6 separate regions of the Homo sapiens genome follow, and regions 2, 3, 4, 5 and 6 are each linked to region 1. Evidence: chromatin contacts called from ENCODE Hi-C or POLR2A ChIA-PET data. All regions are on one chromosome and are shown on one strand. The core of a region is the stretch at or near the end of the contact, and the rest is flanking DNA. Distances in the headings are between cores, read along the strand shown. Region 1 holds the start of WDR75 (WD repeat domain 75). Region 2 holds the start of MARS2 (methionyl-tRNA synthetase 2, mitochondrial). Region 3 holds the start of HSPE1-MOB4 (HSPE1-MOB4 readthrough). Region 4 holds the start of ITPRID2 (ITPR interacting domain containing 2). Region 5 holds the start of PGAP1 (post-GPI attachment to proteins inositol deacylase 1). Region 6 holds the start of DUSP19 (dual specificity phosphatase 19).

Evidence for each region. Hi-C counts contacts between places; a loop is a spot of excess contacts on that map. ChIA-PET counts read pairs that join two places held with the same protein, here RNA polymerase II (POLR2A). Pooled maps may share reads with other maps.
Region 2: a loop to region 1 is called in a map of B cell, with 8 times the contacts of the local background. The contact joins the promoter of MARS2 here to the promoter of WDR75 in region 1. A Hi-C loop is called at or near these places in 2 of 168 maps with a recorded cell type or tissue (B cell and naive thymus-derived CD4-positive, alpha-beta T cell) and 6 of 50 pooled maps.
Region 3: a loop to region 1 is called in a pooled map, with 11 times the contacts of the local background. The contact joins the promoter of HSPE1-MOB4 here to the promoter of WDR75 in region 1. A Hi-C loop is called at or near these places in 1 of 168 maps with a recorded cell type or tissue (CD8-positive, alpha-beta T cell) and 5 of 50 pooled maps. POLR2A ChIA-PET finds 5 or more read pairs at or near these places in 2 of 52 experiments (CD8-positive, alpha-beta T cell and T-cell).
Region 4: a loop to region 1 is called in a pooled map, with 7 times the contacts of the local background. The contact joins the promoter of ITPRID2 here to the promoter of WDR75 in region 1. A Hi-C loop is called at or near these places in 4 of 50 pooled maps.
Region 5: a pooled map shows a loop between it and region 1 (5-fold over the local background). The contact joins the promoter of PGAP1 here to the promoter of WDR75 in region 1. A Hi-C loop is called at or near these places in 5 of 50 pooled maps.
Region 6: a loop to region 1 is called in a pooled map, with 4 times the contacts of the local background. The contact joins the promoter of DUSP19 here to the promoter of WDR75 in region 1. A Hi-C loop is called at or near these places in 3 of 50 pooled maps.

Annotation. Positions count from the first base shown.
Region 1 is chr2:189,439,875-189,443,612 of GRCh38, reverse strand. WDR75 (WD repeat domain 75) reads right to left here and starts at 2,139. Exons shown (of 21, transcript NM_032168.3): 1 at 2,035-2,139. The coding sequence starts at 2,120. It also overlaps a transcript of COL5A2 not described here. RefSeq lists enhancers at 1,694-1,743, 1,764-1,993, 2,014-2,143, 2,404-2,623, 2,644-2,803 and 1 more.
Region 2 is chr2:197,703,341-197,707,078 of GRCh38, reverse strand. MARS2 (methionyl-tRNA synthetase 2, mitochondrial) reads right to left here and starts at 1,710. Exons shown (of 1, transcript NM_138395.4): 1 at 1-1,710. The coding sequence starts at 1,673. RefSeq lists enhancers at 1,307-1,426, 1,467-1,516 and a silencer at 1,657-1,896.
Region 3 is chr2:197,498,815-197,502,552 of GRCh38, reverse strand. HSPE1-MOB4 (HSPE1-MOB4 readthrough) reads right to left here and starts at 2,174. Exons shown (of 9, transcript NM_001202485.2): 1 at 2,114-2,174; 2 at 1,315-1,479. The coding sequence starts at 2,116. HSPD1 (heat shock protein family D (Hsp60) member 1) reads left to right here and starts at 2,713. Exons shown (of 12, transcript NM_002156.5): 1 at 2,713-2,771; 2 at 3,703-3,738. The coding sequence starts at 3,705. It overlaps HSPE1 (heat shock protein family E (Hsp10) member 1), which reads right to left and starts at 2,174. Exons shown (of 4, transcript NM_002157.3): 1 at 2,114-2,174; 2 at 1,315-1,479. The coding sequence starts at 2,116. RefSeq lists an enhancer at 2,054-2,113 and silencers at 2,254-2,313, 2,504-2,833.
Region 4 is chr2:181,890,124-181,893,861 of GRCh38, reverse strand. It overlaps ITPRID2 (ITPR interacting domain containing 2), which reads right to left and starts at 2,132. Exons shown (of 18, transcript NM_001130445.3): 1 at 1,585-2,132; 2 at 1,202-1,247. The coding sequence starts at 1,795. RefSeq lists silencers at 1,496-1,635, 1,926-2,255.
Region 5 is chr2:196,924,982-196,928,719 of GRCh38, reverse strand. It overlaps PGAP1 (post-GPI attachment to proteins inositol deacylase 1), which reads left to right and starts at 2,013. Exons shown (of 27, transcript NM_024989.4): 1 at 2,013-2,250. The coding sequence starts at 2,104. RefSeq lists a silencer at 1,815-2,064.
Region 6 is chr2:183,076,969-183,080,706 of GRCh38, reverse strand. It overlaps DUSP19 (dual specificity phosphatase 19), which reads right to left and starts at 1,960. Exons shown (of 4, transcript NM_080876.4): 1 at 1,548-1,960. The coding sequence starts at 1,773.

The DNA of each region.
Region 1 (3,738 bases), core at 890-3,389:
TATGTACATCAGCCTACCCAGCTCTCATTTCTCCACTCACCAACATGTATCATAGAGTTTTACAGTTTTCAGGTTAACATTATTGAAGAAACACAATCAAATTACAACTGATTACCGCCGTCCCCTTAAAGAATTAAAAAACCATTCTCTTTGGTCCAAACAACAACCAACAACTGGCTGCACGTGTCCTTTCCAACCTCATTTCCCACTACCTCCCTTAATATATACCATTCTTACTAGCTAACTGTACCAGCCTGTTCAACAGAAATCACTTCTGTCTTTCTTGCTTACACTGTCCTCCCCACCTGAAATGTCTTCTGTCCATATTCCCCACTTAAAATATCATCTAGGCCTAGCACAAATGTCATTTGCTCAGCAATCTTCTCCGTCCTTCTTAGTTTGGGAAGTAATCTCTTCTTATGAGCTCCTTCCTACAGGACCACAGTAAGAAAAATCTGTTACTGAGTATTCCTTTTCCTCACTAGACTGTAAGCTCCTCGAAGGCAGGATCAATATTAAAATTATCTTAGTTTTTGTCACTGCAGCATGTTATACATAATATATAGTTGACAAGTACTTAAAAAATGAATTGTTGGGCTTAGCAAATCAAACACACAATGGACCTCATTATAATGAATAAGGTATAAGAACAGTACTGGTTACATGGATATGAGTCCGAAGCGTCACAGTGTGACAGCCTCTTAAAGCCTGTTTCTTCCTTTGATTCATAAGATCAATGTCAACAAAGCCACAGGACTCATTTTTTTTTGGCTTCTAAGGCAATTTATAAAAGCTCTTTCAGTCATGCTTGCATTACCTTCAACAACTACCTGTCGTACACTCATATGCAGAATATTGTGGGGGTGGGCCGGGCACAGTTGCTCACTGTAATCGCTGCACTTTGGGAGGTTCAGGTGGGCAGATCACTTGAGGCCAGGAGTTCCAGGGCAGCCTGGCCAACATGGCGAAACCCTCTCTCTACTAAAAATACAAAAATTAGCGGGCGTGGTGGCCCGCGCTTATAATACTTGCTACTCAGGAGGCCGAGGCACCAGAATTGCTTGAACCAGGGAGGCGGAGGTTGCAATGAGCCTAGATTGAGCCACTGCACTCCAGCCTGGGTGACAGAGTGAGATTCTGCATCAAAAAAAAAAAAAAAAAAAAAAAAAAGAATATTGTGGAGGCTACAAACTTTCATAAAATACTATCTCTACTCTTCTAAGGCAGAAAGGGTTTTTTGATTTTATTAAGTGCCACCCTACCTAAAGTTATTTGAAAACCTGACAATACAGTAATAATGATTACAGCTACATACATTGAGCCATTATGTGCCGGGCATTGTTGTCTGTAGTTTTAACATATTGAGGCATTTAATCCTCCCAATAACCACGTGAGATGAACTAAATATTGTCCCCCTTTACAGATGATGGCAACTGAGGCAAAGATTAAGAAACTTACAAAGGTTTCATAATGTAAGAAGTGGATTTTGAAGCCAGGGAGTGGTTTGGTTTCCAGCTACACTGAGAAAAGAGACCAAGTCTTAGCGTATTTTTATCTCATAAAGAATCTAACATCTGTTTTCATGTAAAGTTCCGAAAAGACTGCACTATGCTTCATGCACTATGCTTCAGGAGTGAGGAGTGGGTAGAAAAAGCGGAATAGTTTTAGGTTTTAGTCACTCCAAAACATGATTCTGTACGAAAGAGTAGGTACTGCAAAGGTAGTGGCATACACATCCACCCCTGGACCATTTTCCAGCCGCCCGAACACCTTCCAGATCCTCGACACGGAGACCGGCTCCAGGGCCTTTATCTACCTGCAGGTAAACTGTCCAGGAATCGGGGGACGCAACCCAATCTGCAGTGGTAACGGGACCTCCCAGGTACCCTGGGGATCCCCCACAGGCGCGTGCTCTACCCAAAGCCGATATCCGCCAGGCGGGCGAGTCCGAACGCGACTGACAATTCCTTCTCCCCGACCCTCGAGAAACTCACGCCCCGCCCCTCAGCCGACAAAGCGCGGTGCCCCTCATACTTAGAATCTGCAGAGAACACAGCTCTCCTAAAGTTCAACTCGCTGCCGCCACAACGAACCACGCGGATGTTCTCCTCCTCCACCATCTTTGCGCAGTAGCGGAATGGCCAATCTCTGGTCCCGCCCTGAACTTCCTTCGTTGAGCCGGGTAATAAGGCTGTTCCCAGCCCACAGAACCCACCCCCGGGCCCTTCTAGGCCTGAGACTCGGTGGTAGGACTCCGCTTCCGTGCAGGCACCTTTTGTGTGGGCAATGTCAAACTAAGACACTTGTAAGAAAAGGTGAAAGCAAAACAGAGATTTAGAGACAATCAGTTTTTATTATATACCTATACACAATTATTTAATACAGACATATTTCTCTCAGGCCTTGTCAACCTGACTCTATGGCTTTTTCCGCCAGAAGGGAAAGGTGGCGTATAGTGTACCACGTGACCTCCAGTCGTCCCACCGGAGGCGTCGCTTTCTAGTGTCTGTGGTGTCGGCGCTGCAGGATGACGCGAGCCTCTCGCGTCCCTGGTTTTCTCGGTCGCAGCGTTGAGTTATTGGGTGGAAAGGTAGCTTTCTCTTCCTTGTACAGCTTTTTGTTCCTCTCATTAGCCGTTCTTCTGTTCTTGTGAACATCGCTTAGGTTACTACAGAATCTCCACAGTCCTAGGGCCTAGCTTTCTTCCTTTGGAAATCTGGCTCCTACTCCGGGATTCTGGTGCATCTTCCGCAGCGTTCAGTGTAGCTGCTCGGGCTAATCTGACATTCGGCCAGTCCCGCCAGGTTTCAGGGCGCTGGTCTCTGGTTTCCTGAGTTTTACCTTTTCCCATTAGTGAATAGAATCTGTGGGTTAGGAACCCCTAAAATCTCAACATGTTTATTTTTGCCAGTTTATCTCCAGTTTTCCTTTGTAAACTTACACGTATCATATTCTTGGACCCTGTATATTATGTTGCCTATTTTGATTTCGCTTCTTGATTTGTGGATTTACCACAAAATTACCAAGGTCTCAAATATAGTCACATGTCACATAAGGATCTTTCAATCAATGCATATAACATGGTGATTCCGTAAGATTATAATACTGTGTTTTTACTGTACCTTTTATGTGTTTAAATACACAAATACTATTCTGTTACAATTGCCTGCAATATTGAGTACAGTAACATGTTGTTCAGATTTGTAGCCTAGGAGCAATCAGCTATAACGTACAGCCTAGGTGTGTAGTAGGCTGTACCATCTAGGTTTGTGTAGGTACACTCTGTGATATTCACACAATGATGAAATCACCTAAAATGCATTTCTTAGAACATATCCCCATCATTAAGCCACACATGATTATACCTATAAGTTTATTTATGGTGGAGAAATACAATATTCACAAAGGTCAAGACATATCCTGGGACAGCACCACTGTAAAAATCAGGGATAAATTTACTTTTTACTGAGGAGTCTAGCTTATTAAAGTGCTCAAAACTTTATTATTTGGGGAGCCAGAACTAGAAAGGGAGATATTTAATAATTTTGGTTTATCTCAAGCTGTAACCAGCTTTCTCTTTCATGACTGTGATACCCTTTGTCACAGTGGATGGAGTGTAAAATATCACTTTTGATTCTGCAGCCTTAACCTCTTTTTGTTTAGTCTCTTGATGTATGCACAATAAATCTTTTAAAGACTTTGTTGGGTACTTTGTAACCTGATACAGGCTTTTCCTTA
Region 2 (3,738 bases), core at 461-2,960, 8.3 Mb before region 1:
TAGAATCGAGGCAAGAAATAGAGCTCTCCAAGACTCCTCTCTGAGGCAGAGACCCCCAGCCTAGACAGCAGCTTGTCAGCTAGGCTTGGGGTGACAGGCTGCAGCAAAGTCCCAAAGACTCGCAAACATTCCAAGGCCACATGAAGCACAGTACCCAGCCAGGGAGCATCCACTGGGCTCTCCCAGTTCAGCTTCCATGGTGCATGCCTTTGGACAAAACCATTAGTTTGCCGGACACAGCTGGACACGGCCTCCAGAGCCTTATATATCCGAAAGTTATCATAGTGGTCTGCTACCTGCTTTGGCAAAGTGGCCACTGCGCTCACCAGAGCATAATCCTCTGCCTGAGCACGAACTGACGGCCCCACCAACCCTGGCTCACTAGGGAAGCAGGTAGTGCAGAAGGCTGGGTAGGTCTCAGAAGGATTTATTCTTTTGGCAGTGCATCGGTTCAAGAGACCTCCCAAGGCATCTGCCAGCTCGGAGTTCAGCAACTTAACCACCTTTTCATCATAGTAGTCACAGTCCCAGTTGGGGACGCCCTGCCGAAGGAGAAAGTAGCGGAAGCCATCCACGGTATAGCGGTTAAGGCAAGTCCTAGGATCCACCACGTTGCCCAAGCTCTTGGACATCTTTTGGCCACAGACTGTCCAGTGGGAATGGACACAGATGCGCTGTGGCGGGCTCATGCCGGCCCCTAACAGGAAGGCAGGCCAATAGATGGCATGGAATTTGAGAATGTCCTTACCTATGATATGAGAGGTGGCCGGCCACCAAGATTTGAACTCAGCATTTGGGTAGCCAATTACAGTGAGGTAGTTGACCAGGGCATCCAGCCATACATAGATGGTCTGCGAATCATCCCCGGGCACCGGAATGCCCCAGTGCAAGTGGCTACTTCTGCGAGACACGGACAGGTCGGGCAGCTCCTCGTCCAGCCACTGAAGAACTACGTGATGAAATGGTTCGGGGGTGATCGCCTGAGGGTTGCCCCGCAGCCACCGCTGGAGTGGCTTCCGGAACTGGGAAAGCCTGAAAATGTAGTTTTCTTCCTTGGTCCAGGAGACTGGATGCCCGCTCTCGAGAGATACAGGAAACGAATCCCCCGATGGGCCCGGCTGCTGGGTGACCTTGGCCTCAGGCAGGAAGCACTCGTCGGAAGCGCAATACCAACCTTCATAGACGCCCTTGTAGAGCAGACCGCGGGACTTAAGCACCCCCCAGAAGTGCTGCACAGCCACCCGGTGCCGGGCCTCCGTGGTGCGGATGAAATCTGTGCAGGAGATACCGGCCTCCTGGAAAAGCTGCTGGAACTGCTCAGAGACTCGGTCGCACAGCTCGGTCGGGGCCAGGCCCGCGGTAGCTGCTGCCTGCTGAATCTTCAGCCCGTGCTCGTCGGTACCAGTGGAGAATCGCGTGGCGGCCGTGCTGGGACCTCGGAGGCGACGGTGGCGGCATAGGGCGTCCGCCAGTAGTGCCGAGTACAGGTGCCCGATGTGCGGCGCCGCGTTCACGTAGAAAATGGGTGTAGTGAAGTAGGCGCGCACATCACAAGCATCATCGCCGGCACTGAGGGAGCCCGAACTGTAGTAGCGTGGGCCGAAGTCCTCCAGGAGAGACAGCCTACTAGCCCCCGTGCGTCCTAGCAGGCGGAGGACGGACGTTCGCAGCATGGTGCAGACCGGCCGCAAGCGGAGGAGGCGGCGTTCTGACAGCACGTGTGAGAGGCGCATGCGCAGCCGGGTCGCGCCGCAGCTTCCGGCCGGAAAGCCAATGAAACGCGGCCCCGAGCGCCGGCCCTCACCGCCCTCCCCGCCCGGCCCCGCCCCGCCCGCGCCTGCGCCGTCCGCACGCCGAAAGCCGCGGCGCCAGAGGCCGCCAATGGACGGCGGCTTGCCAGAAAAACAGCTCAGAGTTGCCGGGTTTAGGAGAGGCTATGAAAGAAGACGAACCTCTTTGCCTTCGTATAACATACTGTGTTTCCTGCTTTGGATTGTAATTTTATATTTATGAATCTGTTTCCCCCTCTAGGCTGAGCTGCTTGTAGGCAAGAGTTTTATATTCAGCCGTTTGTCTAAACCCCGTCCGTGGCTGGCATACTGCAAGACAGAGTATTGCTCTGCACATGCCCTGTCGATATCTAAAATGTCACCTAAATTTTATCTCAGAGCCTAAATCAATCTGTAAGGGAGGGAGAGAGAAAAAAGATGAAAAATCATTACCTACAGCATTTTGAGAGAAGGATAAGAACTGAGAATGGAAGAGAAGTCTTTAAACAGTTTTTGTTGAATCAACAAAAGTAGATTTGTGATCTGCCAAGTTCTTGCCAAAGTTTATTGAGATCCAGGAAAGTAGAGTGCAATATGCTGTCACTGTGCATATAAAGAATAATTTTCAAATTTATTTCTCAAAAAGTTAATTTTTTTAATGGTCTTGAAGTTCTTTTAAAATAGTGTTTCTCAAGTTTGCTTTTAGTAATGGAACCTTAGAATTTTTTTTAGGGGAGGAAACCTCAGGAGCCCAGAATTGAATTAATGTTAATCCCTAGTTCATAACACACTCTCATCTTTGATCTTTTTTTTTTAATTTAATTTAAGTAGCATATACATTTAATAATAAAATGGAGCAGCTATGAACCTACAACCCAATCTAAGAACTACAAGTGGTTTCAGAGTGTGGTCCCCAGAGCAGCAGAACTGGCAGCACCTGGAACTTCGTTCGATATGTATATTCTTAGGCCCCATCCCCCACATACTGAACCAGAAAACTCTGAGGGTAGGGCCCAGTAATTTAGATTTTAAGGTGATTCTGATGCACATTAAAGTTTGAGAAACACTGAACTAGAAAATTACCAGTGATTTAGATCTGTGTGCTCCTTTTCTTCTCGTACTGTCCTCCCTGAGGTAGTCATTGTCCTGAATTTTGTTCTTGCACATTTGTGTGATCACATACAAAGTATGTCTAAGTAACATTGTTTAATTTTGCTTGCATTTAAATATTCTAAAAAGGATATAATACTACATGTAGTCTTCAACTTGCCTTTTTATTCAACATTTTGTTGCTATATTAATCCATGTTGTTGCATGTAACTGCATTCATATGTTCTTAATACATGTTGCATGTAATTCATTCATTTTGACTGCTGTATAATAACCTTTGACTGAACACATATGGTAACTTGGATCTGATTTCTCTAGTGATATGATGAAAGGTGGACCAATCGAATTCTGTATAAGAGATATAAAAAATAACTTTGGATACTCAGTTGATGTGCTCTTATTTAATCCAGCAGTTTAAGAATGACCTACAACCATCTGGTCTTCAACAAAGTTGATAAAAACAAGCAATGGGCAAAAGACTCCCTATTCAATAAATGGTGCTTGGATAACTAGCTAGCCATATACAGATGAAACAGGACCCCCTTCCTATACCATATACAAAACTCAACTCAAAATGGATTAAAGACTTAAATGTAAAACCTAAAACTAAAAACCTTAGAAGGTAACCTGGGAAATACCATTCTGGACATAGGACCTGACAAAGATTTCATCATGAGGATGCCAAAAGCAATTGCAACAAAAACAAAAATTGACAAATGGGACCTAATTAAAGAGTTTCCGCACCACAAAATAAACTATCAACAGAGTAAGCAGACAATCTACAGAATGGGAGAAAATATTTTCAAACTATGAATCCAAGAAAGGTCTAATATCCAGAATCTATAAGGAATTTTAAAAA
Region 3 (3,738 bases), core at 925-3,424, 8.1 Mb before region 1:
AGGGACTGCAGCTAAGTGTCCACTCCCCAAAGTCTTCCTATTCCTAACTCCATGACAGCTCCTCAGTAGAGCTTTCCTCCTCAGAAGCAACTAGAACAATGCAGTTAACATTATTTGGCCCCAACGGCGTTTACTGTGTATTTTGGCTGAGATCTTTAGAAGCCCGAGGCCTAAACAATTAACTGAGGAACATCTAAAACAGAGGTGTGCAATCTTTTGGCTTCCCTGGGCCACACTGGAAGAACTGTGTTGGGCCACACATAAAATACACTAACATTAGCAGTAGCTGGTAAGCTTAAAAAAAATTGCAAAAGAAATATCAGGTTTTAAGAAAGTTTAGGGATTTGCGTTAGGCGGCATTCAGAGCTGTCCCAGGCTGCAGATTGGACAAGACTGACCAACCTGTTCCTCTGGTAGGTATACAACCAGGTATACCAACTGGTTAAGATTAGGGCAATTTCAATGTGTTAGGGGTTAAACGAACAGTCCAAGTTTCCTCTCAATTCTTAAATGCCCCCTCATTTTACCTTGAAGCACATCTTTTGTATTTATTTATTTTGTAGACAGGAGGTCTCATTATGTTGCCCAGACTGATTTTGAACTCCTGATTTTGAATCCTGAGCTCAAACGATCCTCCTGCTTTGGCCTCCCAAAATGCAAGGATTACAGGTGTGAGCCACCACGCACAGCCTCTTTTGTCTTATTAAAAATTTAGAATGTAAGGCAAACACTGATCACACTAGGCTACCAAATTGCTATTGAGGGGATTTTTTTTTTTTTTTTTTGAGACAGAATCTCGCCCTGTCCCCCATACTGGAATGCAGGGGCGCCTTGCAACCTCGGCTCCTTGCAACCTCCGCCTCCAGGGTTCAAATGATTCTCCTGCCTCAGCCTCCCCAGTAGCTGGGATTACAGGCGCATGCCACCACACCCGGCTAATTTTTGTATCTTTAGTAGAGACGGGGTTTCACCATGTTGGTCAGGCTGGTCTTGAACTCCTGACCTTGTGATCCGCACACCTCGGCCTCCCAAAGTGCTGAGATTACAGGCGAGAGCCACCGCACCCGGCCTATTGAGGACAATTTTTAATACTCTGAAACTATCACATAAAATAAGCATCATAGCATTGGTCATATAAAATAAGCAACTTTATATTAGTCATTTCCCTTTAAGAAACAGATTAGAACCAAAGCAGTTAATGATCTTGAAAACGACATAAACTCTACTTAATAAGCGACTTTTAATACTCCAGAATTACTTCTTTTCCCTCCACTGCACACTATAAAAAATAGTTCCACTGCAGCTCCCATTTACCTTTCCTTTAGAACCCGATCCAACAGCGACTACTGTTGCTTGCAATACTTTTCCTTGAGATTTTTCTGGAAGCATAATGCCTCCTTTGGTTACAGTTTCAGCAGCACTCCTTTCAACCAATACTCGGTCAAAGAGTGGAAGAAACTTTCTAAACGCTTGTCCTGCCTGTAGGAAGAGAAATGTTTTGAAACAAAAACTAAATGTAATCACATTATCAACAGGCAACGCCACCGTGCTATACATCTCAACACGTTTTGGCTTTGAAAGTTAACACCAAACCTCAGCTTATTCGTTAAGGAAGCGCATTTGAATGTACTAACCAATATTCCAAGTTTAATTCCCGATTCCTTACGTCTGTTAGGGGTCGTTGTCGCTCCTCCGGTGAGCAACCAGACCAGCTTTAAGGTCAACCTTAGTTTATTCCAAGGTCAAATGTTTTCCTTCTTCAGGTTTTTCCAGAAATTTTCAGGAAACGCTGGGTCAAGCTCCCTGCCTGGCACCATGATTTTTACCCAAGATATTACACATCCACAAAGGCCCTGCAGAAGCAGGTGAGACGCTGCGCGTGCGCCCGGGTTCTCGCCCCCCTGCCTTACACACCGGCAGCACACGCGCGTGCAAAGAGCCCTGGGGGAGAAAAGGGTCGGGCGGGCCTTGCCGCTCCAAGGTGCCATCGGGCGCTGGTCACTGAGTGGCCACCAATCCCTCCCGCCCAGCCCAACAAAAGAGGGGCGTCAGGGATCCCCGTACGCCTCAGACAGGCCCGGGCCTGCAGGCCTCGGGGCCACGCGGGACTCACCATTACTCCCTCCGCCTCAGACTCGTACTCTGCTCTAGTGTAGCGCCGCAAAGAGACTCGCAGTCCGGCCCTGGCGACACGTGAAAAAATCACCCAGCGCGCAGGCGCGCTCGCCCCAGCGGTCGCCGCTAGCCCCCTCGCCCCTCCCAGGGAGGGAGGGCGGTCGCCCCGACGCGCACCGCGATTCGCCCCAAGGGCCCTGCGCAGGACGCTGACGCGAAGACTCGGAGGCGGAAGAAAAAAGGAGCTGTTTCTAGGCTTTTCTAGGCGCCCAGCCGAGGTGAAAGAACTACCCCTTCGTCCCCTCCCGGAAATGACGCGATTTGACCCTTGAGCCGTAGGGAGCGCGGCATTTTCTGGAAAGTTCTGGAACCGAGCGAGGCCCGGGAACTAGACTAAGCCGGCCGGAGAGGGCTGAGCGCGCTAGCACACCCTGCGCGGGTAGGGAGGGGCGGGGCTCGCGCGCAGGGTGTGCAGATTGCAGGGCCCGGGCTGACGGGAAGTGGGTGGGAGCTGCCTGCACACGCGGTGCCGCGGGGCGGGAGTAGAGGCGGAGGGAGGGGACACGGGCTCATTGCGGTGTGCGCCCTGCACTCTGTCCCTCACTCGCCGCCGACGACCTGTCTCGCCGAGCGCACGCCTTGCCGCCGCCCCGCAGGTACGCGGCCTTCCCGCACCACCTCCCCCCGGCTCCTGCGACCCCCGAGTGGGCCTTCCTCCTCTGCGGTCCAGCTGGAGGGTGCGGGCGGCGACAACCTGGAGTTCCGCACCGCGCCGCACCGCAGGCCCAGGCCTGCGGGTCCAGGCCTCGCGGGTCCATGCGGGTTCCATCACGTGCGACGCGGATCCTGGACCTCGGCTGGGCGCGGGAGGGACAACTCGTGGGGTTTGAATTTGGGGGATTGTAACCACTTAGGCCCGCTGGTGCAACCTGCGCCTGGCCGACTTCAGGGAACCGGGGAGGGTGGTGTACGTGAGGGAACCGCTTTTTTCCCCCGCAGGCAGCTGGGATACCGCGCCTCCAGTCTTGACCTTGCTGGGGGCGTTCGGAAAGAAGGACACGTGGGCTCGCGCCGAGTGGGCCGGGCCGCCGCCCCCAGCATCGCGGCCTTGCTGGTTGCTCTGATACAGTAGCCTTGGGTGGATCCATGGAGACACTTTGCTGAGCGGCTTTTTGCACCGTCAGGAATACTTTTAACTTCCCTGGTCACTTGGATTTGTAACTTGCCTCTCTCCGGCTGACTTGGTTTCTCAGGGGCCACAGTTGGAGTGGGTCTGCCCACAAGGCCGTTTTCGCGGTGAAAGATTAACTCGTTTTTGGCGGCAGGGATAGGTGGCCGTGGGGAAGGAGCCGCATGTGCTTTGTGCTGGTGCTATAGGTCAGGCGCCGGCCGGGGCGGCCTCTTTAGCTTGCGCTAGTGGCTGATGTTCCGAAGCTGCGGCGCCTTCCGTCATTCAGGCGTAGTGGCTGGCGGAGGTCAGCCAGGCTCAGCATCTCACGTTGCTTGCTCTGTTGCACAGGTGGGCATGTTTGTTCTGCAGCGCACCACGGGTGGTAGTTCTGATGATCTTTTTGCTTCCATCCCCAGAAATGCTTCGGTTACCCACAGTCTTTCGCCAGATGA
Region 4 (3,738 bases), core at 883-3,382, 7.5 Mb after region 1:
TTTTAGTATTTAACAATTAAATGAACCAATAGCACATTAATACAATTTCTTGATCCATACTTTGAGTGAAGTATCTAATATCTAAGGCTTATCTGAAAACTGGGAGATTGATTTACAGCTAGATTGTAAATCTGGGGTCCAAGGACTTCAAGCAGTGTATTTGCCTCTGTGCATCTTTAAACAGAAGTTATTCCATATATGTCATCATATTTCAGAAGGGTCTATGACACTTCCAATAAAGGGTACGAGTTCTGTAATAAAGAGTGTTCAATAAGGTTCCAGTCGATTCATCAAAACAAGGCATTAATATCATGGTAGCCAATATCTTGTCTGTCTTTAGAGGAGGCAAACTGGCATATGAATCACTTTCCACAACAAAACAAAACAAACTACCCTAACTCTAATATTTGAACAAAATATTAAGAAAATCTAAATTGAGAAAGCAAAAATATGCTCGAAAGCAAACACCAACAAAAGTTTAAAGGCTACATTCCTGATTTTACAACTAGCAAAGTGGAATAAGAAACAAGTACATTTTGCTGTAGTCAGATTTACGTGCAACATGATTCATCTCCTCTGTATTTTATCAAACATTTTTGTACCAGTTGCCAAAGCATGTAATTAAACAGATTTATGCAGTCTGAATGCTTTTAAAAGTTCTATTCCCTGAGAATTCCAGTGCCATCTGACAATTCCATGTTCAAGAAGTAAACTATAAGTACAAAGTTAGCTAGTTTTAATAGCTCCCCAAACAGAAACAAAATTAAAGCCCATTTAGTGTAGTTAGGTAAATTAAACTCGTCTAAAACACATTTGAAAGGAAAATGATTCCGTGCCAGTTGTACAGATGCCAAAACTAAAGCAAAACAAAATATCCTGTTCGAGATGTGAGAATTCTTTCAAATAAAAACAGAACAAATATGGCATGATTATCTGTTCTGGATTTCTGATCTCTGATGCTAACACGATGCGTGAGTAGCTCAAGTCCTAACTGTAAAGTCAACACGGTCACCAAATAATCAGCGGTCACAGCACTTCCATTTCTAATCGCTTAGAGGAGGAAGCTATCCGCCGGCTCACTTTCCGGTTTGTAGCTTACAACGGTCGCGGGACCCACAGGGACGCGGCCCGAGTGGCTCTGCTCCGGCGTCCCGTCCGCACGGATCTCCCCCGGGACGCGGGCGGACCAGGGAGCACTCACCGGCAGTCCTTGAGCCATATCGCGATCTTCTCGTTGGGCACGTTTCCTGGGGGTAGAGAGAGGGGACAGCACGTTACCACCCAGGAGCACTACGACGGCGGAGTCACCCTGGACCCTCCCAAGTAGGAAAATCTACCACGGCAAATGCAGCCTAAGCGACACGTCTCAGTGTCCCTTGGCAGGGAAATCGGATGGCACCCAGTTGTCTGTGTTGACGCTGGGGGCGCCTCGTTCAGCGCGCGCGTTTGAAGGTCGGAAGTGTCCCCTCTCCCCTCGGCCTACCGTGCCCGAGGCTCTCCCAGAACTCGTGGCAGGCGCCCAGGGCGCACGAGACTCTCCCCAGCCCACCAGCCTCCCCCCGGAGCCCGGCCGGGAGCACCGACCTCTTCCCCCCGCTGCCGGCAGCTGCGCGCCGGGGAGGTCCTCCTCCTCGTCCTCCTCCTCGTCCTGCGTCGTCGCTTCTGTGGACAGATCCTCCGTCTCCGACGCTTGCCAGGAGCTGCGGCACTTGGCCCAGGCCTTCCTCCTGCGACTCGCCACTTGCCACTCCAGTTCCTCCTCCGCCTCCGCCGACGACGACAGGGGCCGGTCCATGGCCGCACTGGGGGCTCCGCTACCCCAGCCGGACCCTGCGCGAGACAAGGCGGCGGCAGGGACCCCCGCCCTTGCTGTCAGCGCCCGGCCGGGCAGGGGGCCCCGGGGAGCTGAAGCGGGCGCCGGAGGAGGAGGAGGAGGAGGAGGGGACAGGGAGGGAGGGAGGGAAGGAAGGGGAGGGAAGGGGCGGAGGGCCGGCGCTTCACATGAAGGCGGCCGGGCGCGCGCGGGAGCGCTAGTGGCCCGAGGGAGCGCGGCTGGGAGCCGAGCGCCCGCCCGGCCCCTGCTCCCCACCCCCTGCCTGACGCGCCCGGAGCAGGCCGGCCGCTGCGCGTCTGCGCGCCTTCCCTCGGCGGCGGCCCACGCCCCCTTCCGGCCGGGGCCGCGCGGGGCGCGGTAGGGCGGGGCGCGCCCGGCGCGACGCGGAGCAGGCCAGCCCCCGACTACTGCCCGCGGAATGGGCAAGATTAGTTTGTTAATAATCTTTCCTCCTCTCCTCCTCCTCCTCCCTCACCTAAAAATAGAACGTAAGTGGGGAGGCCAAGTCTCACAAAACATCCCCCGCGAGAAAACAAGTGTCTGCTTGGGCACCCTGAAACATACACTTGAAAGAGTCGCCTGAATATAGACTCTTTAGTGTCCAAGGAATTGGGGTAAGGACGGAAAGAGGTGCTTGATTGGTGTTGCCAAAATGTAAAAACTGCAAAAGACTAAGCTTCCTGGAGTGCTACTTTCATACTTAAAGTTATTTATCGTGTTTATGTTATGAATGAAAATGAATTGTGAAAGGATATTTAATCTGGAAATTTCACATTGAAGTTGGACTTTGGTGAGGGAGAATAGAGGAAACAATTGGGACAATGTGGAGATAGTTGCTTGGATTTTGGTGAGACAGCATGATACAAGAAACAAATGATGTCAGGGTTCAAAACTTTTTAAAGCCAGCTTTGGCATTCCGTTTTGTTATGTTTAAATTCTCATTAGCAAAAATACTCAAATTCTATCCAAAACCAGACACAATGTGACAGACCTATCAAGCAGCATTGTTCCCCTAAATGTTACATCTGAACTATACATATAAGTAAGGCTTCCAATATTTTATTGTACTTGGCTATGCTCTGAAGAACAAGTTAGAACACTTTTTAAAATCTTAACGTGATTGAAAAGAATATTTTGCGTAGACAAAATATTTTAAGGAAGGAATTATTTTTCATTTGAAATTAAAATCCAGAGCATAGTAAAATTCCTAATGGAAGCATTCGAATTACAAGGTAATTAAGTGCATTGTCATTGATAGCTACAGGAAACCATAACTTTTGGAGAATTTGGAATGAAGAATGCTCTGGAGATGAAATAGTGCCTAGTTTTTGTCCAGGCATTTACACATAAGTCATAGACTACTAAAATAGCACACTGATTTTCCTGCCTTCATTCTTTCCTATCTCCTTTCTAGCGCATTGCTCTAGATTTACAATTCCAAGACATCTTCTAATGGTTTACTAATATCCCCAAGATCAAATCCAAAATCCAGACTAGCTTTCCAGAACCATCATAATATTCTCCTGAGTCTCATCTATGTACTGCCAAATGTCAGGGGAGTTAGAACAGTGATATTAATATCTCTATGGCTTGAAATTTCACTACTAGAAAATCTTTTCTTTGAACCTATAAGACTTTCTCAGCCTTCAAGGGTCCTGTAGTAGGATGCAGCTAACAGTTTAATGGCTCTCCAAAATAGGTCAGAGTCTCGCTGCCTGTGTGGAAGATGAAAAAGAGAATGAATAAAGAAGGTACCTAAGAAGAAGCATTGAAAGGGCTGGTCAAGTGCCACAAAATATGCTGCCTTCAAAGTTTTATCCAGGGTTCTTACGTATCCACCCTGTTCCTCTGCTGCTCCCAGCTTCAATTCTATCATATCTAAGTGCTGTTGCCTACTCTGTCTT
Region 5 (3,738 bases), core at 764-3,263, 7.5 Mb before region 1:
GTGCAGTGAGCCGAGATCGCGCCACTGCACTCCAGTCTGGGCAACAGAGCAAGACTCCGTCTCAAAAAAAAAAAAAAAAAAAAAAAAATTAGCCAGGTGTGGTGGTCACACCTATAATCCCAGCTACTTGGAGGCTGAGACACCAGGATCACTTGAATCCGGGAAGCGGAGGCTGCAGTGAGTCAATATCGCGCCACTGCACTCCAGCCTGGGCGACAGAGCAAGACTCCGTTTCAAAAAAAAAAAAAAAAAAATTAGCCAGGTGTGGTGGTCACACCTATAATCCCAGCTACTTGGAGGCCGAGGCACCAGGATCACTTGAACCCGGGAAGCGGAGGCTGCAGTGAGTCGATATCGCGCCACTGCACTCCAGCCTGGGCGACAGAGCAAGACTCAGTCTCAAAACAAACAAAAACGACACGTCTCATACAGGACTTACTTCAATGACATATTACTTAATTGCCCTCCTGATCAGTACCACCTACAGCTCCCCTGTTATCCTGGTCTTTCCAGACTTATCTCCCTACAAAAAAGGAGACTGCTTCCGCATTTTCCCATTTCTGTCTTTCTCCGTCAATACTCCACATTCCGTAGCTAGCTGTGTTTGTTTAGACTTGCAACTGTTTCTGTGCAGGGTAAAGACTATCTTGATTTTCAGGATCACTCCACTTCTTCTTCATAGTTTCGTAATCTGAACATCAGGGTGTTGTACAAGATAAACTATAAGCTTCCTTTTGGTTTTAAAATTCTTTGATTTTATGTATTGTAGCCAAACTTCCTCTGCACAGAAAATATACCAGAAAATCAGCCCAAGTTCAATGAAATTCATTTAGTGCCAAAGACCATTCTAAGAATCCTGTGGTTACTACACACACACGCACACACACACCGTCTACTGTTGAGTCAGCTTTAAAGAGTGATGTCTTTTTCCTAACATTCTAGTGTTTTGAAGCTGCTACAAGTGATTGATTTCGAGCTTTTTTTAAAAACTCCTCCTTTGTACAAAACAGAACCGAAATTCTTCAAAACGAATTAAGTCATTTGCGAGTTTGAATGGAAGCTGGACGAAATTGCCTCCTCCAGTTAACGTGGAACCCATTCCCCAAGAGATGGAGGTTCTGGAGAGCAAGGCGAGTCAGCGTCAAACTGATTACGCAGATACCTGTTGGGGACGTCAGTGCTAATAGATATTTTGGTAACATATTTTAAGGACTAACGATGCTTTTTGTGATTCAGGCTTTCATCTGATACCAAGAGCAGAATCTCGTCGGCTTGCGGGTGTTTTTTTTTTTTTTTTTTTTTTTTTTTTTAATGAGCCGGTGCTTTTAAGCGCTGTTACCTACTGGGCCCAAGTAGGCGGTAGAAGAGGGAAAATAAAGCCATTTGTTCCCTCTTCAAGCTAACTGCTCCAGAGAGCTGTGAGTGTGCTCTACTACCGTTGGGAAAACCGAAATTGCGGAGGCCTGAGTCTTTTCAAAATTGAACGGGAAGCGTTTTTAAACTGCCGCAGGGAGAGGCGTTTGCGAGGTGACAGCTGATGACCCCTGGGCTTTTAAGTCCTCCTCCCCTCTCTCGGTCCGCTCTCGGTCCTTAATCGCCTCTGGACTCTGGGCTCTAGTCCCCTCCCCAGATTCACCCATCTGACACCCGCCTCCTGCCCAATCCCCCGGCTCGTCTCCAGGGCTCCCGCGCTCCGCCCATCCCCCTCTGGATGCTTCCTCTCTCTCTCTTCTTTCCCTCCCGCCAGCCACTCCTCGCGTCTTTCTCTCCCCACTTCCCTTCTTTCCCCTCACCCTCCAGCCCAGCCCACCCTGCTTTCTCCCTCTTTCTCTTTCCCGTAGATCCGCGCTCGCGCTGCAACACCTACTCCTCCCTCGGCTCTGGGAGTCGCCAGGCCAGAGGCGCCGCGGACCTGGTGCGCGCAGGCGCACTGCGCGGCTGGCGAACGGGCAGGCCGGGCATCAGCGCAGGCGCGCGCGGCTGGGGCTCGGCTCCGGGGGTGGCGGTCGGACAGTGTCTAGCACGCTCAGTCCGGGCTTGGGGCCCCGCGGCGGAGAAGGAGGTAGAGGGGGCGGCGGCGGCGGCGGCGGTGGTGGCGGCACCATGTTTCTTCACTCAGTTAATCTCTGGAACCTGGCGTTTTATGTCTTCATGGTCTTTCTGGCAACCCTGGGGCTGTGGGATGTCTTCTTCGGCTTCGAGGAGAATAAGTGCAGTATGAGCTACATGTTTGAGTACCCGGAGTATCAGGTAAGGTTCTGCCCTCTCCTCAGCCGGGCGCTCCAAGACTCTGGCCCCTGGTGCCTTTTTCCTTCTGTGGGTTCGTCCTGCCTTGGCTCTCTGCGCCTCTCGGGCCCCCTGTCCCGTCCTCGCCTCTGTTTTCTCCGCCCGGGGAGACTCTGCATCCCCCTTCTGCCCCCCTCACCTCCCCTTTGTGTCCCTTCTTCACGGTGGGGTGTTTGTTAGACGATTTCCCGAGAGCATCCTCGTGGTCGTCCTCGTAGTTACTCCGCTGTCCCTCCGCCTCCTCCCCAGCCCCAAATCCTGGGCACAAGCTCTTCTGACTGGCCGGGCCCAGCCCCCCTCATGCCCAGAGAGGCAGCCTCAACCCTTCTCCCTAAACCGAAGCTCCATCCCTCTCGCGTTCTTGCCTTAACCCGTGCCCCAGGACCTTCCTTTGCTTCCCACGCGCCTAAATTCCCCTCGCGCCCGGTGATCTGCTCGTCAGATTTCGCATTTCTAGAAAGGGACCGAGCGTCTGCAGAGTGTATATTGGCTAGATAGTTCCCAAGGCTGTTTTTAGAGACTCCAGGGTTTTGCCTATGGGTAAACTGGCGAGTCATTGAATTGGAAACTAGATCCCCTCTTGGAAAGATGTTGCAGATCCTCTTATTTTGCAGGTTAAGGGGCCGTGCGTGTGTGGGCTTGCCTGTGTGTGTGCATACCTGTGTTTATGCATGTCTCTCAGCAGCCGAGCCTCTTAATAGTTGCATACAAAATCTATTTCATGGTGCTATTTTTGTTTTCTCGCTGGGTTCGGAGTTTAAGAGAGAGCCAACCCTTCTCTCTCCACCCCTACCGCTTCCATGCCATTTTGAATGTTTTCAATCAATGGCTTCGTTAGTTCGGCATAGTAGGATCTAGAATTTCATTCATGACTAGCTGTAAAAAGAGGCGCAGACAAATTACACAACTGTCCTAAGAGAATTTTTCCGAATGATTCTTTTATTTCTAAGTGCATCTCTTAATTATGGACTACCTATTGTAATAATTCCCTACCATAAAATGTATATGCACTATAACATATATTGATAAAATACATTTTTAGTATACTCTTAAAATCACAGCAGTTTTTTTTTTAGGGTGAAGGATGCAAGTCCTGATTGCTTCTTTGTACAAGTCATTATGGAGGAAGCCTGTTACTTGATTACGCTGCTATTATTTTGATCTTAAGACTACTTAAGGTTTAAATTGCTGAAGAGCATTCTTTCCCATGGGAAAAATTCTAGTAAATTTAGATTTCATTTGTGTTTAGATCCTTACCTTGGTTTTGCATTTATGATGATAAGAGAGTGGAAACATTTGGTAGGGATGCTATCGAAGGAGAAGATTTTGACATGTTACTGTCGTCTCTGTTCATTTCTAAGCAAACCTTTTTAGTTTAGTATTTTAAAAAACTGAAAATAGAGCTATTATAATTCCCTCCTTATTTTTGGTTTAATAATTAGGAAACTCCCA
Region 6 (3,738 bases), core at 711-3,210, 6.4 Mb after region 1:
ACACTACCTTGATCAGTTCACTTTGGGTAAGTCCACAAATAATAGTAATAAGCAAAGTTCATGAAGACCCTAAATTGGTGAATGATATATGAAAATTCTACCATAATTATTCCAAGCCATGATTACTACAGTGGAAGCCAAAATAACTGAAAAATGTGCCAGGACGTATTTTCTTTCCTAGATATGGTGAGCAGGGCCTAGGTGAACTTTTCAGATTACCTAAATAACTCACTTTTTCACTGTAAATGTGACAAGAATATGGTACAGTTTTTCACGGGACTGTAGAAACTAGTTAGAGACATTTATTTGGTGAATTTAAAGACAGCCTATGTAACAATTCATATAATATTTAATAACTTATATGTACACTGCAATTGATTTGCATCAAAAACCTTTTACAACAACCTCAGGAGGATCCTATGACATAAGCAGATACTGTTACTTCATCTTTACAAATGGCTTTTTGGAGGACCAGAAAGGATAAATGGCTTGCACCAGCTAATCTAGTAAATTAGAGGCGGAGCAGGATTGAAAACTTGGTCTATGTGAGGCAGCCTAGTATAACAATGGACAGCAGGAGTCCATCAGACTTGGGCTTGATGCATACGTCTGTTATTTACCAGGTGTGTTACCTTGTGTAAATTACTTCACCAATTTTAAATCCTGGTTTCTATTTGTAAAACAAAGCTGATAATCCCTACTTCACAGGATTCCTCAAAGGAGTAAGACACTAGGTGAACAGCACCTGGGCTATTTCTCAGTCTTCTCTCTATTCAAGAATGCCTTAGCTGCATAGTGATAAGTCATTTAGTCTTTCCAAGTCTTAATTTCTCTATTCATAAATAGAAATAATTCAGACGTACTTGAAAACATTCTTGACTATTTTTTTAAGAACACCATACCATATTCTTGCCAAATTAACAAGTTTGCACTTTTATAACCTTGCTTCATTTGCTATTTGTGAACTATGCTTGTATAGGGGCTCAGTATTTCCATAATACGAAATAAATCATAAGATCTTAAGATCTCCTTCTCTTAAACACTCCAAAAACAGACACCATGAACAGACGTGGCCACAGGAGGCATGTATTCCGCACGGTCTGTAAGAGCTGCGCAGGCCAGCAAGCACAGGACTATTTCGAGTATTAACTTTTCTATAACTTTAACCATTGTCACTTGTAGTTCTGCCTGATACAAACATTCTTTTTTCATTCCTTTTTTTTCAAGCTGTATTTTTTATAAGCCAAGAAAACACAACATCAATGTGTTATTCTCCAGAGAAGTTAGAGAAACGGGAAGAAAGCTTTTCTAAAATTCAAATATGCAGTGCCAAGTGCTACGAGAATAGCATCTATGCTTCTTATGGGTACACTGTGAGGCAGAAACGGCTCTAGCTGGCTAATGGAAGTTCCATATCCAAAAAAGGAAACAGTTCAGCTTTTCGGCAGGATAGCTGATAATACAGACTATTACGCATAAAGGGGGAAAATGAGAACGTAATCTGGCTAAAAGGACTCAATGATCTAGTGGCAAGTCGATATACTCACCTAGGAGCAACCATGGCTTAATAACGCCAACTTGCAGGTCCGAGCTAAGGTCCTGCACATAACCACAACCACCCCCACTGCTCGGCTCTACTTCTTCCACAACATGAATTCTGGCATCTTTCCATGTTTCTATAATTTTCTTTCCAGTTAGCGTTGTCACCCTGGTGCATTGCTTCCTGAGATTATTCCGGGAGAATGCTTTAATTTCCTGGTTAAGGGAGTACATTACATGAGCAGTGGCTGGGAACAAATACAAACAAATCCAGCAGGCATAGAAAACGGCTGAACTGCTAGTCCCTTATTGCCCAGGTAACAAAGCCAGCCTCAGAGGTGCTCGCCCATCCAGGTAACCGCAGCAGCCACAGACCAAGAGACTGAGTCGTCCAGCTCCGTTTATCCCAGCGATGCAATGTAAGGCGAAATTTGATTGGTCATTGAGACACAAGTGCCGATTGGATGCTGTTTCTTCTTCCTGTCAGCCAGAAACCTGCATTTTCCCGAAAGGCTCGAGGGATCCACTGGGGAAGATTTCTTATTGTTGCTGTTTAAATTTAGCTTTCTAATACACGCAGAATGGTAAAATATAAGACTTCGTTGGAGAGAGGAATGATATGTCCTGGTTCTTTAAAGGCAGTGATTTTCTGATATATTCTGTTAGTGTCACTTACGGCAGTGACCATGGACGATCCGGGCTGACCTGTGTATCGCTCCCGCTTGAAAGAGACCGGCGGAGTCACCTTGCAAATCACCCTATGTCCCAAAGCCTTTCCTGCCTGTCTGCTTTTAGGCTAGTCCAGGAGGGCTAGAGCAGACGTTAAAAGTTATTTCTCGCTTCCTGTATCCTTCACACCTTCTGCTTTTGCTGTTAATGCAAGAGGAACGTTTACTAGATAAAGTTGTTGTGCGTATTTGTGAGGCAACAATTTAAATAAACTGGGAAAAAAGATATATTTTTTAAAATTTATGCTCATATATGTAGATTGACAAGAGCTTAAAATTTATTTATTTTCTGACTTTCAGCCTACATTTTCATTTCATACAGTAAATATACATCCTAAATAAGAATTGCAGCAAGTCCATCCATACGAAGAATTAAGAAAATCAATTGTGTAAGCATCCAAATTTGTAAAACAGATAAATAAATTATAGAACGATGATTCTGATTACCAAAAAAAAGTTTTGCAAAAGAAATCACAAGATTCCTTTAAAGAGAAATTTTTCAAACCCCTATTAAAGTAAATGTAATTTTAAATGAATTTCAACACAATGTATAAACACATATATAAAATGAAGAAGTTGCACTTATGAAAACTTTTCTTCCAATACCACATATTAAAATTTGTGTTGTTGTTGAAACTTTCTGACATAAAAAAATTCAACTGTTATGGATTGACTATTTCTGTCCCTTCAAAATGCATATGTTAAAGCTTTAAACCTCAAGGTGATGGTATTTAAATGGGACTTTTGGGATGTAATTTAGGATTAGACTAAGACCCTAGGGTAGGGTCCTCATGATGGGTTTAGTGGCTTCAGGAGAACTGAAAGAAATCTGCCTGCTCCCCTATATGGACCAAGGAAAGACAGTATGAGGACATAAGGAGAAGCTGGCTGTCTGCAAGCCAGGAAGAGAGCTTTCAGCAGGAACTGAATAGGCCAGCACCTTGATCTTGGACTTCTCAGCCTCCAGAACTGTAAGAAAATATATTTCGGTTGTTTAAGCAACAAAGTTTATGGCATTTTGTTAGAGCAGCCTGAGCAAACTGAGATATAAACCAAACTTCTCCCTCTTGAAAAAGGAATAGGCCCAGTACAGTGGCGCATGCCTGTAATTCCAGCACTTTGGGAGGCCAAAATGGGTGGATTGCTTGAGCCCAGGAGTTCGAGACCAGCCTGGGCAACATGATGAAACCCCAACTCCACTAAAAAATACAAAAAATTAGCCAGGTTTGGTGGCACGTGCCTGTAGTCTCAGCTACCTGGGAGGCTGAGGTGGGAGGATCACCTGAGCTAAGGAGGTTGAGGCTGCAGTGAGCCATGATCATGCCACTGTACTCCAGCCTGGGCAACAGAGTAAGACCTTGTCTCAAAAAAAAAAAAAAAAAAAAAAAAGAAAAGAAAAGAAAAAGAAAGAGAGAGAAAAATATATATATATATAAGCTCAGGCTATCTACAGGATGTCCTAAAATGAAAA